Linked DNA regions of Mus musculus: region 1 is linked to region 2. Evidence: chromatin loops called from intact Hi-C (ENCODE). Cell type or tissue: left cerebral cortex. All regions are shown on one strand.

Region 1 (8,000 bases), 190 kb before region 2:
GAACGTCTTGCTGTAATTCGTCTGGAGGTGGCTGCAAAATGATTGCAGGTTAAAGCTGCACGTATTTAAACCTTCCTAGGTAGAGTACAGCAGAGATCAAATCCAACCTGATGTCAAGATTTGGAGTGGTTTGAACTAAATGCCCAGATATAGTCTGCTCTTGATGCTTATTTAACTTTAGTAGAATCTACAGAGTAGTAATTGTCACAAAATTTAAATGAAAGGCATTTAGGATAAGCATATTAGACATGCTACATTGGGAGGTAGGCTAAATCCCAGGAGAAATGGACAAATGAAAAGCAACTTGATATGTTCATATGTAAAGAACAGGAACTGTAAATTTTCCATGATTGGAGAATGAGGTGGGATTTAAACTATCTTTAACAAGGCCAGAATGCTTGGAGTTGCTGTCAGGGTCCCTGCCTGAAGTGCTATAGTTGGTACTGACTGTGTCTTCATTACTACACAGTGAGTGCCAATTATTTCTCACCAGGCAAGCACTCTGCTGCGTCCCTGGACTGCCCCTTGAAGCCACAAAAAACAATGTAAGATGAAATACAAATCAGTTGAACTTCCCAGACTTCTCTTACCTTTATTACTATATTTAGCACTTCCAAACACTGATAGTGAGAGTTATATTTTCTGTGCTACCTAAAATCACCAGGAACTGTTTATGTAATAGAATAAAAAGTTCCTTCATGTCATATTTAAAATTGCATATTTGTTAGTAAATTTACTAGATTGTGACATAGTACAGCACTGGAATACTTTTAAGTATAGGAGTTGAGTTACACTTAAATAAATTGTGATGACCAACAGCTACCAATATTAGGTTTATTGTAGCTAGAAACATAGTCATTAAGGACAAAAGACAGTAACATATTTCTTCCTCTCTCCAAATTGTCAAGAAAGGAACAGGAAAGAAAACACCATTGATTAAAGTGTGGGAGATCATGAAACAATCACTAAGTACAAAACACTATAAACTACCCCCTGCCCTCAGTTTGAACTATGTTAGCTCCTGTCACTACCCTGGAGCACGCTCTATGCACCCATGTGCTTTCTGCCACCTTTTTATTTTATTTTTTTAAAACATAGCATGATTTTCCACACTTTATAAAAAAAAAATTTTTTTTTTACATTTTTCCTCTCAAAGTTGGTTTGTAACTTTTTCCAATGTCTTTTATTCCTTTTTGTATTTTTTTGGTAATGTTTTAAGGACATTAAAAACATATTGACCACTGTGTATAGTTTAAATGAAGCAGAATGATATTCACAGAGCAAAATGATATAGTTCATGAAGCATGATGCCCAATCACTTATCCTCCTTAACACCCACGGCCCTCGTGTGTTAAGGCTTCTATTGCTGTGAACAGACACCATGATCATGGCAACTCTTATAACGGAAAACTTTTAAATGGGGCTGGCTTGCAGTTCTGAGGTTTTGTTCATTATTAACATGGTGGCATGCAGACAGACATGGTACTGTAGAAGGAGCTGAGAGTTCTACATTTTGACCCACAGGCAGCAGGAGCCTTTCTGTCACACTGGATGTAGCTTGAGCATATGAGACCTCAAAACCTGCCCCCACAGTGACACACTTTCTCCAGCACCACATCCGCTAATAGTGCCACTCCTATGATCCAAGCATTCAAACCATAAGTCTATGGGGTGGGCATTTATTCAAACCACCACACTTGTTGAATTCTGTTTCACCAAGAGCATCAGTAAAATGCAAATACTTAAGGTGGGATCAGTATGAAATAAATTCTGACAACTGTAGGATTTATTGTAACAAGGAAGGCAAGTTTTAAGATGAAGTAAACACCTCAGACCTGGTGGTGCAGGTCTGGAATTCTGGCTAAAGCATTTCAAATTCAAGACATGACTGGGTTATAGAGTAAGTGCAAGATCGTCCTGGGCAACTGAATGGACTTCATTTCAGAGCATAAACTTACAGGGCTTCTGGGATGTAACAGTGATGGAGTGCTTACTCAGCACGCTTAAGTCCTTGGTTCATCTCTAGCACCAAATAAATCTTTTCCAACAGTCTAAACGCTTCATCGTGTACATTGCCACCACCCCCAACAGAAAACAAGTAATTTTTTCCTCGGAACTTACCGGTTCCACACACTGCTGTTCTCCCAGAACTCATAAATCATGTAGCGAGATTCGTTTGAGAGCTTCTGTATAGAGATACTGCAATAGAAAGGCATGATTGGGCCTTGGAAGTTACAGAAGCAGACAGAGGCGTAGGGGAGATGACTCGGGGCAAAGTAGAAATACCAACTCGAAAGATCTTCATGGCAAGCTGTCTAAGTTTGCCTCAATGAAGAATGTGGAGACCAACCAAGGAAGACTTCCAACAGCCTCAGGCCTCCAGGGTGTACATGTGTGCCCACACATTCGCTGACACACATACCCATGACACACTACACTCACACAACCAAAATTTCTCATCTGTATATGTAGTATACAACAATGTTACCTATATGTATAAGAAACAAAGTGGCCTGAGCCAGGAAGAATAGTAAACGGCTTTATCAAGAACTGAATAGCTCAGGGTATCTATTTTGGCATACAGTTTTAGATTAATATCTTTGAACACTTATTCAAAGTTCCTAGTTGTGTATTTTGTGTTTTATATATATCTGTGCACCATTTTCATTCCTGGTGCCCATGGAGGTCAGAAAAGGATATCATATTTCCCTGAAATGAGGGTAAGAGTTGTGAGCCACCACGTGAATATTTCAAATATTCACCAGAGTCCTCTAGAAGAGCAGCTAGTGATCCACTGAGCATCTTTACAGTCCCCCATTTGAAAATGTTACTAAACATCTCTCATGCCAAAATTTACTAAAAATTCTTCGTTTTTAAAACTGTCCTGCTCATGGCCGTGTAGAGTGTAATAGAGGGCAGCTGTCATATAAAGCCTAGAGAAAAGTTAAACAAGCAAGAACACAGATGAGGACGATCCACATCAACATCAGAACAGCGCGACAGAGGGACGTGGCCATGAGGGTCATGAGCTTGTGTAAGAAGAAACAGACCTGAGATGCATGTAAAACTCAATGACATCTTTCTTAGTCTAATGTTTCAAAGTATATTTAAGACTCTACCGATGAAATTAATGCAGATTTAGGATTTACCTATTTGTGACCACCAGGTGGCAGTAACTTCACGAACGGAATTGAAATCTATTTTAGTTTTAAAAGATCCTGCTCATGGCAGTGTGGAGTATGCTTAAAAGATATTTTCTTTCCCTTATTCTTGTAATACTGTTTTTTTTTTAAAATATAATTTGGTCCCTTGGGTATGATGTGCTAATGTTGCCAGTTCAACTTAAGATTTTTCTGAATAAGTGTTTGCTATATGGTAATAGTTTAGTACATCAGAGAGTTTGTAATTTTCTGACCCCAGGAGTTCACGGTAAGCTTTGTGACTTTTCCCATAAGCCTCTGCAGTGGCCTGAAAACTACTGTGCTTATATATGTTTATCTGGGACGAGAACTGATAGCTTATTCAGTGTCTTGAAGGTGTCCCTAATGCTCAAATAGAACCTAATAGTATATCGGGCAAATTTCAACTCTACTTTTTTAGGATAAAGATTAAAACATCCACCCTAATATTTCAGGTCATCATTAATTGCCTCTTGCAAACTAATTATTGATATTACTCATTATATTAAAAGCCCAGTAATTGTGCTATAAAAATATTACATTTTCTGGACTAGCACAGAAAGGCCTATAAACTTAGTAATTCCAGCATTTGAAAGACAGATGCAGGAGGATCTTAAGTTGGAGTCTAGCCTTGGCTAGCTGGTGTGGTATCCCTCAAATAAGCAAGCACTGAAGACATATGTCATTGGTAGAGCACTAGTGTAGCAGGTGTTTGATTCTCAGCCTTGCCCTCCCAGTGAAATTCACATTAGCACAATACCCAAGCTTGTGAAAGACTGAGGATTAGGTAGGAAGGATATTATAGGGTGATGGGGTAAAGAATGTCTTAACAGAACTACCTCTCATCAAGTGTGCCACCTTTAACCCGTTACTCAATCTCAGTTTACCCCTCTGTGAAATGGTTGTATGAGGAATGGAGAGGAGGCCCTCTTACTCTTGGCTTTCTTTCTTCTCTGAGTGCCTGCCCTGCTTAACCCACAGGGCCAAACTAGTGGGAAAAAGAAGTAACAGGAGAGGCACCCCACATTTCTACAAACAGAGGTCTGGGTTTAGTTACCATAGTTTATCTTATCCTTACAGATTAGTGATTAATAATACTTCAGTGCACCCCATTAGTTCTTAAGGGTATCTCAAGATCGAGTCTTGGCATGTAATCCAGACATGGTTCCTAGGCCCCTGGCATTGGAAATATGACCACATCCAAAGGAATTTTGCAGCTGAGAGCCTCAGAGATCACTTAGCTCCAATGGGAAAAAAACAAAACAAAAACAAAAACAAAAACAAAAACTAGCGAATTTTAGGACAAGAATATGATTTGATTTGCCCACTACCTTAATGAGTAGGGATTCTGTTTCCAATGTTTGATCATAAGAAGCATTTGAAGGCAGGAGCTATTTCCTGTCTCGTGTTGAGGACTATTCTAAGAGCACATTGTCTATCCATTTATCCCACTGCTGCTCTCTTACAAAATCTGCTGAACATTTGTAATTGCACAGAAAGTGCGCAGCATATAATGATATATCATTATATAGCAACTCACATGAATGATCTGCCTGAGTTTTTCTCCAAGTGTGTGTGTGTGTGTGTGTGTGTGTGTGTGTGTGTGTGTGTGTACCAGCGTGCATACAGGATGGGTGTGCGGAAGTCAGAGATAAGCTGTGGAAGTCAGTTCTCTTCTTTCATCACATAGATCTCATTGAACTCAGGCCATTGGGCTTGATGGCAAGCACCTTCACACCCTGAGCCACCTTGTTAGCCCTCACCAGTCTTTAAAGACCCAATTGGCCCAGCCTCTGTCTGTCCTCGGACTTCTACTTTCTTGGTGAATACTCAGAACAAGTTCTAATTCAGTTGCCTGAGTCTAACAAGATTATTACTGATATTACTGGAACTTGAAGGATCTTGTGTTTGTACTCAACCCCCAGTTAGTCACAAAGATAATTCAACTATTTTTAAGTACAGATGAGAAAGATTAAACACGCAGTTTTGAGTGAATCTTGAGCAAGTTTTTTAATGCACCAGAGCCCTGTTTTTTTTTTTTTTTTTGTCTAAGCTGGGTGCAATATATGCCTGTAATGATTCCCGTGAAAACTAAATAAGAAAATTGATGCAAAATTGCTAATCTTCTAAGGCTTCACCCCATGGCAGCACTCTTCGTCTTGTGTGGTGAGGCTTGGCTAAGCACTATGGGAGATGAATCCTTGCTAATTCATAGCGCTTCACCGACTCAGCACTAGGCAGCTGTGGAGGGTACACAGGATCCCAATGGCTGACATTAGTGGCATTTGATGATTCAACAACACATAGAGAACATAACTGATTCACTTATACATCTGAAAAAACTGAATTAAATGGGCAATGTCTCTTCCACAGGTGTTCCACCCGTGTGGTCGTTTTCTGACACTCATTACATCTGTATACATCCTGACGACCCCTGCAAACGAAATTAGCTGCAGAATCTGCATGAAGTGCATGAAGTCCACTAAGAAACACAGCGGTGTTTGAAGGAAAAGGCAAGGCTGCACGTCTATCCTTCAGGAAATGGATTCTCTCCTCTCCTCGCCTCCATGCACAGCAGGGACAGTTCTTCCTGATTCCGCATGGTTTGCACCAAGCATCACAGATTTTCTAACTCTCTGACCCACCCACAGCAGGTTCCTTCTCTTCTGGGGCTATTTGCACCCAGGTTCCACAGCATTTGAAAATAGTGTTTCAGAATCTTGAAAACTTTTGTACCTTTTTAATGAATATAAAACATCTAACCAGCATGGGAATTTGGCATAGACTTTTCTTCTTTCTATCTTTGTCAGTTCAAAAAGCATTTACTGAGTTCAACCTTCTTCAATTGCATAGGTGCCTTTCTGTATTTTTGAAGCAGTTTTATTTTTAAATGAGTAGGCTTTGAAAAACTACATACACCCCTGCCTTGGCAAATCTCTAATTCTTCCAAGAGTAAAATGCTTTTATTTGTGCTTTTATGACCCTGACACAAAGTAGAATAGCAATCAAGGAAGTGCAGCCTTTCCTAGTGTCTGTTACAGAGGCCACACTGGGAAGTTGTGAGGAGTTAGTGATGCTCATACTGCAGAGATGGGAGAGCAGCCAGGAAGAAGGCATTGGTGACTGCAGCTCACATTTCATTCCTCAGTGGATGGAAGATACTGTTGGGTAGTTCACACATAAACGTTACATATAAACATTTCATGAGACGTGTGTGTGTGTGTGTGTGTGTGTGTGTGTGTGTGTGTGTACTAAGGATTGAATCCAAAGGCTAATACATGCTAGTCAAGTTCTACCTCTGTAGTACATTCATAATTCTTTCTGTGTTTGAGAGAAAGTCTCACTAAAATTGCCCAGGTTGGACTTGAACTCATTCTGTCACTTCGGCAATGCCTCATTGCGTTATCTTCCTGTCTCAAGGAGCTGGGACCACAGGCCGGTGTGAGCATGTCTGCCTTCATGAGGTTCTTGATGATGAAAGTTGAGGTTTGCAGTCAGTGAGATTGCCCAAGACACAAGGCTGTGTATCCCTGGCTTTAATTCCCGTTTCCTTCTAGCTTTTTTCCCAAGACCTGATAAGTAGGTTTCACCATAAATAAAAAATTAATTAACCACCAGGAAGAAGAGCAGAACACAGACATAATACATGTGTTTCTATGAAGACAGTTGTACATCACACAAACACACATCTGCTAATGTTTAAAGACCATTAGGGAATGCAGTTGAAATAATTTCACAGGAAGGGGTATATGTTGTGGAAGTTTTCTGAAAACAGGTGAGTTTGGGCCTGTGCTGTGGATGTCTGACAGCATGAGAGAGCAGCTGAGTGGATATTTAAGGAGCAGCCTGGCCAGGTCTGAGGCATGTTAAGAAGCAACACATACTGCTGGATTATGGACAGATGACCGTGTATATGGGATTCCGTGTCTAGACAAAGAGCTAGCATTCGACAGGATATGCCTTGGAGGGGCACTGTAGAGTTCCCATGGCAGGAATTCTACCATTGTTTGTGGAAAATGATGCACATACTGATTTACGGGACCAGTCATATCAAGAAACTACAGATGCAGTTTAGCATGTTCTATTACTCTTTACATAACAGCTGAGAGGAAGCTATGAAGTGAAGAGAGAAAATAAATGCTGCCGCTGCTTCTGTGAAATAATCATGGTCTGAGAGCATAATTTTGGAGAGCCCTTCTATTTCCACAATGGCAGAAATGATCATTAGTCCACAGGGCAATCAAAGCCAGACCCCCATGAGTGAAAGCCTTCTCTACAAAGATGATTTTCAACGAGTGCTGGTTGCTGTGTGCAGAAGGGGGAAATTTCGATCTATTTGAAACCTTCCTCATTCACAGTTTATTTCCATTTTATTTCCCTCGGTGTGCCAAATGATTAAATCAACGCTGGTTCAAGGATCAAACAAAATATCCTGCTAAACTCTGCAAATGTCATAACCTAGATGGCTGGATGGCTCCGCAGAATTTAACAGGAGGATTTGAAAATGCCTATATAAAGGAAGGCTACTGGTTTTTCTGAGTTAATTTTGTGTCCGGCCACTTTACAGAAGGTGTTTATCAGCTTGATAATTTTTCTCTGGTGGAAGTTTTGGGGTCACTTGTGTATACGCTATCATATTATCTGCAACTAGTGATACTTTTGAGTTCTTCTTCTCCAATTTGTATCCCCTTGATCTCCTTTAATTGTCTTATTGCTCTAGCTAAAACCTCATACTGAAGAATGCTCTGGAACCTCCCCCCACCCCCATCAAACCTCCCACTTTTGCCAAGGGTGAAAGGCTGGCAGTGGGGGAGGGGCTGG
Region 2 (8,000 bases):
GCAATAGCAGAAATTGGGCATAGACTTATGATGTCGAAAAGCCCTTTGTGCTCTGACAATACTCTGTCCATGCCATCTCACACACAAGTAATGTGTGCCAAGCCTCAGAACCAAGCACCTTTTAGAAGGAGAAGCTATTACTCATTTTGACTAAGTTCTGACCTTCCAGGCCAAGTGCTTTGCATGGGCTTCCATACATCGATAGAGAAAAAAGGATGTCAAATTGTAAAGTCATCACTTTCTTTTCTGACACTCTTGCTTTAACCCTCCCTTGTCAGCAAAATGGAGACGGTCCTGTTCCTTTTCCATTAAAAGTAATGAGAGGTAGGACGGGTGGTTTAGAGGTGGAACATCCACTTAGCATGCACAAGATCCTGGGTCAGATGTGCAGCAGTGAACACAAGAGGAGCCAAAGGAAATCTATTGGAAGAGGACAGTGTCACTGAATGAATAGAGATGCAACCCATTTCTTTTGGAATTTCTCTTACGTCAGGAGCAGAATTGATCTTCTCCCCCCCCCCCCCCCGACACACACACACTGTGAAGTAGCAGACTAGTTTAATCAGAAGAGAACCTGACTACTCCAAGGACTCATGCTTTAAATGTGACTTTCTTCTCCATCGTCTGAAATGAGGGAACCTGGGTAGTGAAAAGGGAATCCAATTGTCAGCCTTCTGATCATTTTGTGTTGCTGTGTGTACTGGAGGCCATTCTGGCCCTGTCCCATGCCTGGCAGGTGTGCCTTGTATAAATATGCCCAGCAGTAGTGTGCCAGCATGCACGGGTAGCCAGCACTCGGGAAAGGTCTTCTCCTCACCCTTAGTAGGTATTCATAATTAGTTATAATAAGCTGATATATAATTGTGGCTTTTCAGGAGAAGACAATATAGACTCTGCTTATGTGGTTCCTTTGTGAATTTAGCTACAGCTATTTTACTTATGAATTTGTGAATATGGACATGGACATACCATAGAGATTCAAATGTACATTTCATGTGTCTTTTTTTTTCTTTGATATTTAGACTGTCACCCCATAATGAAAACATGGCACCTGCCGAATATAAATAAGAGAATGAAATGAAAGACAATGATTCTACAGAATCTGATTTTCATGTTAAGTCAACCATTTACCTCTAGTTTCTAGGCAGCTTGCTGGACCTAGTCATGTCCCCAACAGCATCCACAAATGGGGTTTATGTAGATTCCCTAAGAAGTCTAAAGACTTACTGTCTCAGTGACACATCGGTATAAATGAGACTATTCTTATTCCTATTGGGAGAGTCAGTTCTTCCCCCAAATTGGAAATTAGCCTGTGAGGAGCAGGAGTCCCCAGTGGTCTCTTATCATTTCAGATCTAGAAGAGGAAGAATATACCACCCGTTCCTTGTGTTGATCTGAGTAGATTTCAAAAAGCAATCATTCTTAGCAGTGCTACTAGAATATACTAAATCTAATCAAATCAAATGATGTATTTATGTTTCACATTGTGTTGTTGCTAAAACCGACAGGATCCAGAAATGAATAATTCAGAGGTCTCTAAATAACCAACCCTTTTTTCATGTCACACAATTCACCAGAGTGTTACATTTTTTCACAAAATAACTCAGGAATGTGTAAACAACATATTTTCTATCCAAGAAAAAAGAACCCAACTGCAGTTAATCTTTTTTTAAAGCTATGTTTCAAAGAAAAACAGGCATGTTAACGCCTCTCTTGTGGAATCAGGTTTTTTGGTTTTTGTTTTTCTGGGTTTTTTTGTTTTTGTATTTTCCAATTCTGGAACTAGACTTAAGAAGGTAAGGGAGCCAGCCCTGTTTATAGATGAAAGCTCCATCAGGACAGGGAACTTACATTAAAAGAACTTGGGAACAACTGCACCTACATAATAAGATGAGATTTAAAATTTTGCTTTTAATAACCTGCTGTTGAACACGTGAGCTTAGAATGGTAAGTCTGTCGGGTGGCTTTCTTTGCTCTTTCATAGTCTCTATACATTCCTCAGCAGAGAATCTCCAGGATTTGTTAGAGGCAATAAGATAAAAGCACGGGTAGTGCTCAGTGTCCTCAGAGGGCAGAGCACAGATTAGGCACAAAAGGACAGAGGTCCCACTTGACCTCAGGACTAACTTCTTGGCAGATTGGTTTTCTTCCTCATAATAGTCTGGATGAGCAAGGTCCTGATTCCCTCCTGATCCTGGGGATTGCACACTCATGTGTGCAGCCCTGTCTTTACAATGACCCAACCTAGTTCCTGGAGGCAGGGCATGAAGAAATAATTAGAGCATAGACTGAACCATTGCAGAGATTTAAAAGAAAAAAAAAAAACCTACAACAATGTGTTGCAGTAAAAAGTGGAAATCATGTTTTCATGGGGAGAAAATGGTTGGCCCCCAAAGCCTGAATCCTGTGTTGGCACTGCATGGTGATGTGGGGAGAAGGCTGCCTGGAGGTGGGGTTGAAGCTTCGATTAAGTCTTACACAAGTTTTAATTATTGATATAAATTTCTCAGCCAATTTTTTAAAAAGTCTAGATAATTCCTTCACGACAAATCAAAGACTCCTTGCCCCTCCCCCATTATCTTCAAAATCCCTGACTGGCCATTATGATAGTTGATGTCCTCACATTTTCATTTTTCATACTCAAGTGTATTTAGCCTCTGGCCCACCTCCTTCATGCTTGGACTTTAATAAGGAGTGATGGCTTAGAGAAGGGGAGGGGCAGGGACAAACGAGGCTCCTTTGCATGCTTTGCCCATTTTCCATCATGCTAAAAAAGGAGCGGCTAGAACTGTCCCCACTGAGCAAGCCAGACACTACCTGGGGGAACAGAGTGAATTTTACATGTGAACAGCAGCTAGAAGAGCCAGAACCCAGAAGGCAAGCAACCCAGGAACAGGAAAGCCAGGAAACAAAACAAGGCAGCCGGGTGAGAAACAAACATTAGGGACAAAGCGAAGCGGAATCTAGGAGCAAATTAAATCTAAAACTGAGAGAGAAAGAGGGGGGGGGGGAGAGAGATTACAGCATAAGGAGACAAAATAGCACGGAAAGAATGGTCAGGCTAGAGATGCGAAGCAAGGAAGTCAATTCCCAAGCAAGGAATGGGACCATAGGGAAAACCATCAAAAGCTAGAAGAGAAGGTTAATGATAGTAATTACAACTTAGGCAGGGCAGGTGGTGGTGGTGGGGAGAATAATAGGGAAGGCAGCGGGCACCAAAAGAGAAAAAAAAATCATTATGATAAAAGAGACCTTGGCTTCTGTTGTAAAATAAGAAAACGAATACGTTCAAAGAAATTGTTTTTGAAGGTAGCTGGGAGTAGCTGGAGGGGCATCACAATGTCTAAGGCTTCCGTCAGCGCTCCCAGCACAAGGGAGAGAGAGTGCCTGCCAGTAAATTGGGCAGCAGGGATGAGACCGGAATCAAGTCCTACACTGCTCAATGGGAGACTCTCCATTCCGGGCAGAAGCCCTAGGTTCTGGGAAGTCGAACTTTGGGGGCTCCTTAAAGCTTATAATCAAAGCTGCAGGTCTGGGACAGCTCTTTACAAGTTGGGTGGCAGTCCTTTCTCTTGCATTTATTTGCCTAGGGTCCTCTGGGGAACAGCAGATAGGAGATAGTTTGAGTGGAGGTCTGATAGCAATGCCAGCAGCCAACCGCTGCTCCTGACCCCTCCCCTCTCACAGAGGTGATGCCTAATGCGCCCACCTAACTACTTCAGCTATACTTACGTCGAGGAAGATGGACATGCCCTTGGACAGTTGCAGGGTAGAGCTGAGCTCTTCCGAGGAGTTGTTGGAGGAAGGCGAAGTCTCCCGGGAATCCTCCATCCTCAGCGGTCCTGGCGCTGGCGGGCAGACTGGGCGGGATGCAAAGGCTCTGACCTGGTGCTGTCTCAGCTGCTGCCTCCCCGCGCCGCGCCACCAGGGTCGGATGCAAGTGGGTGTTCGCTCTGAGCGCGCGCCTCCCTCTGCTCTGCGCGGACTCTCCTCCCTCTCCCGCCTCTAGGCTTCAGCACGCTAGCTCTCGCCGCCCCCTTCCCGTGGCTGACTGCACCTCACTGGGGATCCGACTTAGCAACACTGTAACTCCCCTTGCCAGTGAGCATTCCCTGGCCTTGACAAGCCCTTAGTCACTTGCCAGAGGTAACCTTCTGGACCCTGCCCACCACACCGCACTTTACATGACAGAGCAGATCAAGCTTTGTCCTGAGCATCAGAGGGGGGTGGGGTGGGGGGGTGGGGGGGTCAGAAGCACTGAGGGAAAACCATGAGTGGGAAGAAGGAATCGAGTTTTGCCTACTCCATCCTTGATGGAAACAGAACTCTGTGCCCCCCTCACTCCTCCCCACGCCCAACCTGGTTTCTGGATTCTGTCCTGGAAGGGATAGCTAGTTCAGTTTTGGATTAAGGCACTGGGTCTGGCCATCTGCCTTAGTTGCTTTTTTATCTTGTGGTGTAGCAAATTGCTAAATCTTTAAAGCTTAGTGTTTACGAATCGGCAAAACGATCACCAGGGTGGTGCTTAGCTTATAGTTCCACTGCTTGCACACTTGGCACTATCAGGTGTAGGGAGGGAGAGGCAAGCCCGGCACAACACAGACAAAATGTAGGGAGATAACTTGCCTTGCGCCAGTCGTCCTGGCCATGAGCCTTCTTCCAACACCATGGATTCTGGCGTTTCCAACCTCCCTACCTCCCGGCTGCTCTGAATCTACTGTTTACAGAGAGTGAGTTTGCAACTCTGGCTGAACGTTGGACTGTGTGTCACTTAGAGTGTGTGTCAACTTCAAAATGTCCTAACAGATGAATGAATTGTCATTCTTCCTGCAGGCTTTCTTCGTGCCTAGACCTAGAAGATCGTACTTTCTGAGCTGGGGTGCATCAAAGGCTTTTAAGAGCTGCACCCTTCCAATGGTACATTTATTCGTACTCGGAGTTAGGAACTCACTCCCACAAAAGCAAAACAAACAAACAAACAAACAAACAAACAAACAAATTAAGGCCTGAGTTTCACTTCTGGATTCATGTTCAGTTAGCATGTGGTTGTCCCTAGCGTATTTTTCCTCTCTCAAAGCGTCTCAGGCAATCTTTATGAGCCCAGAATTAATAAGCACTTAAAGAAGAAGAGCTACAGAAATTAAGCAAAGGTCAGTGACTTCAGACCTGTAAAGTCCAGGGATAAAACGCAGAGCTTCATTAAGTCTAGAGTCACAAACATGATTAGAGAAGATATTGATTGGAGCTGTGCTTTGAGGACTATTAGTCTTGCATCTTTGTGTATTTATACCTTATTAACTTCGAGTTATCTTATCTGAACAACTAGAATAGATTCTTTCCTCTGACAATTGCTTAGCAAAAAGAAATGAAAAATCATGAAAAAATTCCAGTCAACCCATCAAAGAAATACTGATCATTCAAATCACACAGAAACAAGAGAGATGCTGACAATGAATGTTATCGAGTTTACAAAAGCACCATATTTGTTCCTACTATTGACTGAGGAATATATCTGTGTCAATAAACATAGCCTAAGTCTGGACTCTCTAACTTGTGTGGGTCTCTCTGCCCTCAAATTCAGCCTTGTGAAATATGCTTGTGCTCATCCCATGGAAACAAGCCTAGGTGAAAAAGCAGATTTTCTTAGATTATAAATGAAAAACAGGAAAATAACCTGTCACTAATGTTCAAAACTAGAGAACTAGCTGCAACAGTGCAGTAAAGTGACCCCTGCTCCCTTTGCTGACAATGCATGCCAGCTTGTGTTTCTTCTAAGGAGCTATCAAGAAGGAATGTAGGAAGGCTGGTGGTTAAGCCTAGTGGTTAAGAGTACTTACTGCTCTTGAGAAGACCTGGGTTCAGTTGACTCACAGATGTCTATATCTTCAGTTACCCACATGATGCAATGCATACATCTAGGCAAACACTCATACACATAAAATAAAAATAAATACAAAGAATAAGAAAAGTACGGCGAGTGTGATTGCAAAGCCAGAAAAAGTACTGTCCGTGAAATCCTGGCTGAGTTCAACACCATAGCTCATAAAGATGGGAAGAAAGAATGGACTTCACGGGTCTCCTCTACAGGGACTTCATGACAGCTGTGCCCACACATAAACACAACATAACACACAGATATGTACACACATCATACACACATATACACACACACATACCACATTCATACACATACATGTACCACATATACACACATATGCACACACACATCATAAACACCACACACATACACATCATACACACCACACACACACACACACACACACATCATACATCCACATATACCACATTCATACACATAAAGACATATGCACACACACACACATCATACACACCACACACACACACACAGACATGCACACACATATATGCACAGTACATCATAAAATACACACGCACACACACGCAGACATGCACACACATATATGCACAGTACATTATAAAACACACACACATAATTTTAAAAGAAGAAATGTAAATCATTAAACAACTTGCTCGTTATCATTTCTTTTTTGTTTTGTTTTTGAGACAGGGTTTCTCTGTATAGCCCTGGCTGTCCTGGAACTCACTCTGTAGACCAGGCTGGCCTGGAACTCAGAAATCTGCCTCCCAAGTGCTGGGATTAAAGGCGTGCGCCACCACTGCCCAGCTGTTATCATTTCTTTTAATGATTTCCACAAGAATTGTATTCTGCTACAGCTGACTTACCTCTATGATGAAGATAATGGTTAGGGAAGGCTCCACCAGAACTGGGTAACAATTAGATTCTCATTCACAGCCAAATTCAATCGGTTTTACAAAGTCGTAACCGAACATATTTTTGGTTTTCTTTTTATCTAGAGAGAGAGCCTTTTGAAAACTGTTTTCACACATCGTTTTGCTGAAACACAGATGCTGTACTGCTGTGCATAGTATCAGTTGCAAACAGCAGACAGCTGACTGGAGGGAGGAAATGTATCTTCTTTCCAACTTACTTGTACTGAAGGCCTGGGCAGAAAGGAAGCAAAGGAGAAAGGAATGTAATTGAAGATTATAGCTCCCAGACTTGCTATAAGACTGACATGAAGATATTTGGAGCATTTCAGCAAATGATGGCTATGTGGGAATGTATTGAATTTCAATCCATCTGTCTCATGAAGGAACTATTATCTAAACCATTTCAGACTGTCAGGGATCTATTTTATTTATACTTCAAGTCTAGGGAGCACTATCCTTGAGAGCAATGACTCAGGATCCTTCCAGTCTGGTTAATGGACATCCTGTTGCTTTGGCAACCTTAGATCCAAACCCATTATTTATCTGGAGACCTGAGCAGAGGGTATATGTTCTGAAGACAGGCAGGAGTCAAATTTTCTGTACATTAGAAGATGATTACACTTACAGAATCCAGAGCAGACGTTGAAATGTAGGCTTAGCTGAAAGGATGCTTAAATCCAAATACAATATAGGAAAGGACACTTGTTAACTACAGCAGGCACACAGAGGTGAGTGTGAGGTGGCCTGTAGCTGCAATGCTGGAAAAGCCCTGCAGGTAATGAAATCAATTTAGAGAAGGGATTTTGTGAATAAGATTTTCCCCTATTTCTTTCCTGGCAATTCGATTACTGCTATTTAGAAAAACTTAACTGATTTTACTGTGTGAATTTTGTGTCCTGCTACTTAAGTTAAAGAATTTGTAAGATATAATAGTTTTATGGTAAAAGAATCAGGATCTGATGAGTATAGGATCATGTCATCTACAAAGAGGGATAATTTGATGTCTTCCTTTCCTGTTTGTATCCTTATTCTTTCTTCCTCTTGCTTTATTGCACTAGCTAAGACTTCAAGCACTGTATTGAGTAGAAGTAGATAGAATGGACATTCTTGTCTTGTTCCTAATTAGTGAAAAATGTTTTCAGGCTTCTAAACAACTAGAATAATATTGTCTATAACTTGTCATACACAGCCTTCTTCTGCTCAAACTTGCTCCTGGTTTCTTTAGA

The links. Hi-C counts contacts between places; a loop is a spot of excess contacts. Peaks named below come from ENCODE experiments on the same cell type or tissue, not always from the same donor. Only the 100,000 strongest peaks of a DNase experiment are listed, where the experiment ranks them.
Region 1: a loop joins it to region 2, with 2.2 times the contacts of the local background. A loop is called at or near these places in 1 of 42 quality-filtered maps.

The regions. Positions count from the first base shown.
Region 1 is chr4:14,957,887-14,965,886 of GRCm38, forward strand. Necab1 (N-terminal EF-hand calcium binding protein 1) reads right to left here. Exons shown (of 13, transcript NM_178617.4): 11 at 2,122-2,199; 12 at 1-31. Among named protein-coding and RNA genes, the nearest start is that of Gm11837, 31 kb to the left of the region's middle. In left cerebral cortex, a CTCF peak has its summit at 3,166 (motif pointing right); DNase peaks (open chromatin) are centred at 3,169 and 5,750.
Region 2 is chr4:15,145,086-15,153,085 of GRCm38, forward strand. It overlaps Necab1 (N-terminal EF-hand calcium binding protein 1), which reads right to left and starts at 4,046. Exons shown (of 13, transcript NM_178617.4): 1 at 3,733-4,046. The coding sequence starts at 3,831. In left cerebral cortex, CTCF peaks have their summits at 3,958 and 5,759; DNase peaks (open chromatin) are centred at 751, 1,280, 1,540, 1,951 and 5 more places; H3K4me3 peaks cover 3,226 bases; H3K27ac peaks cover 2,242 bases.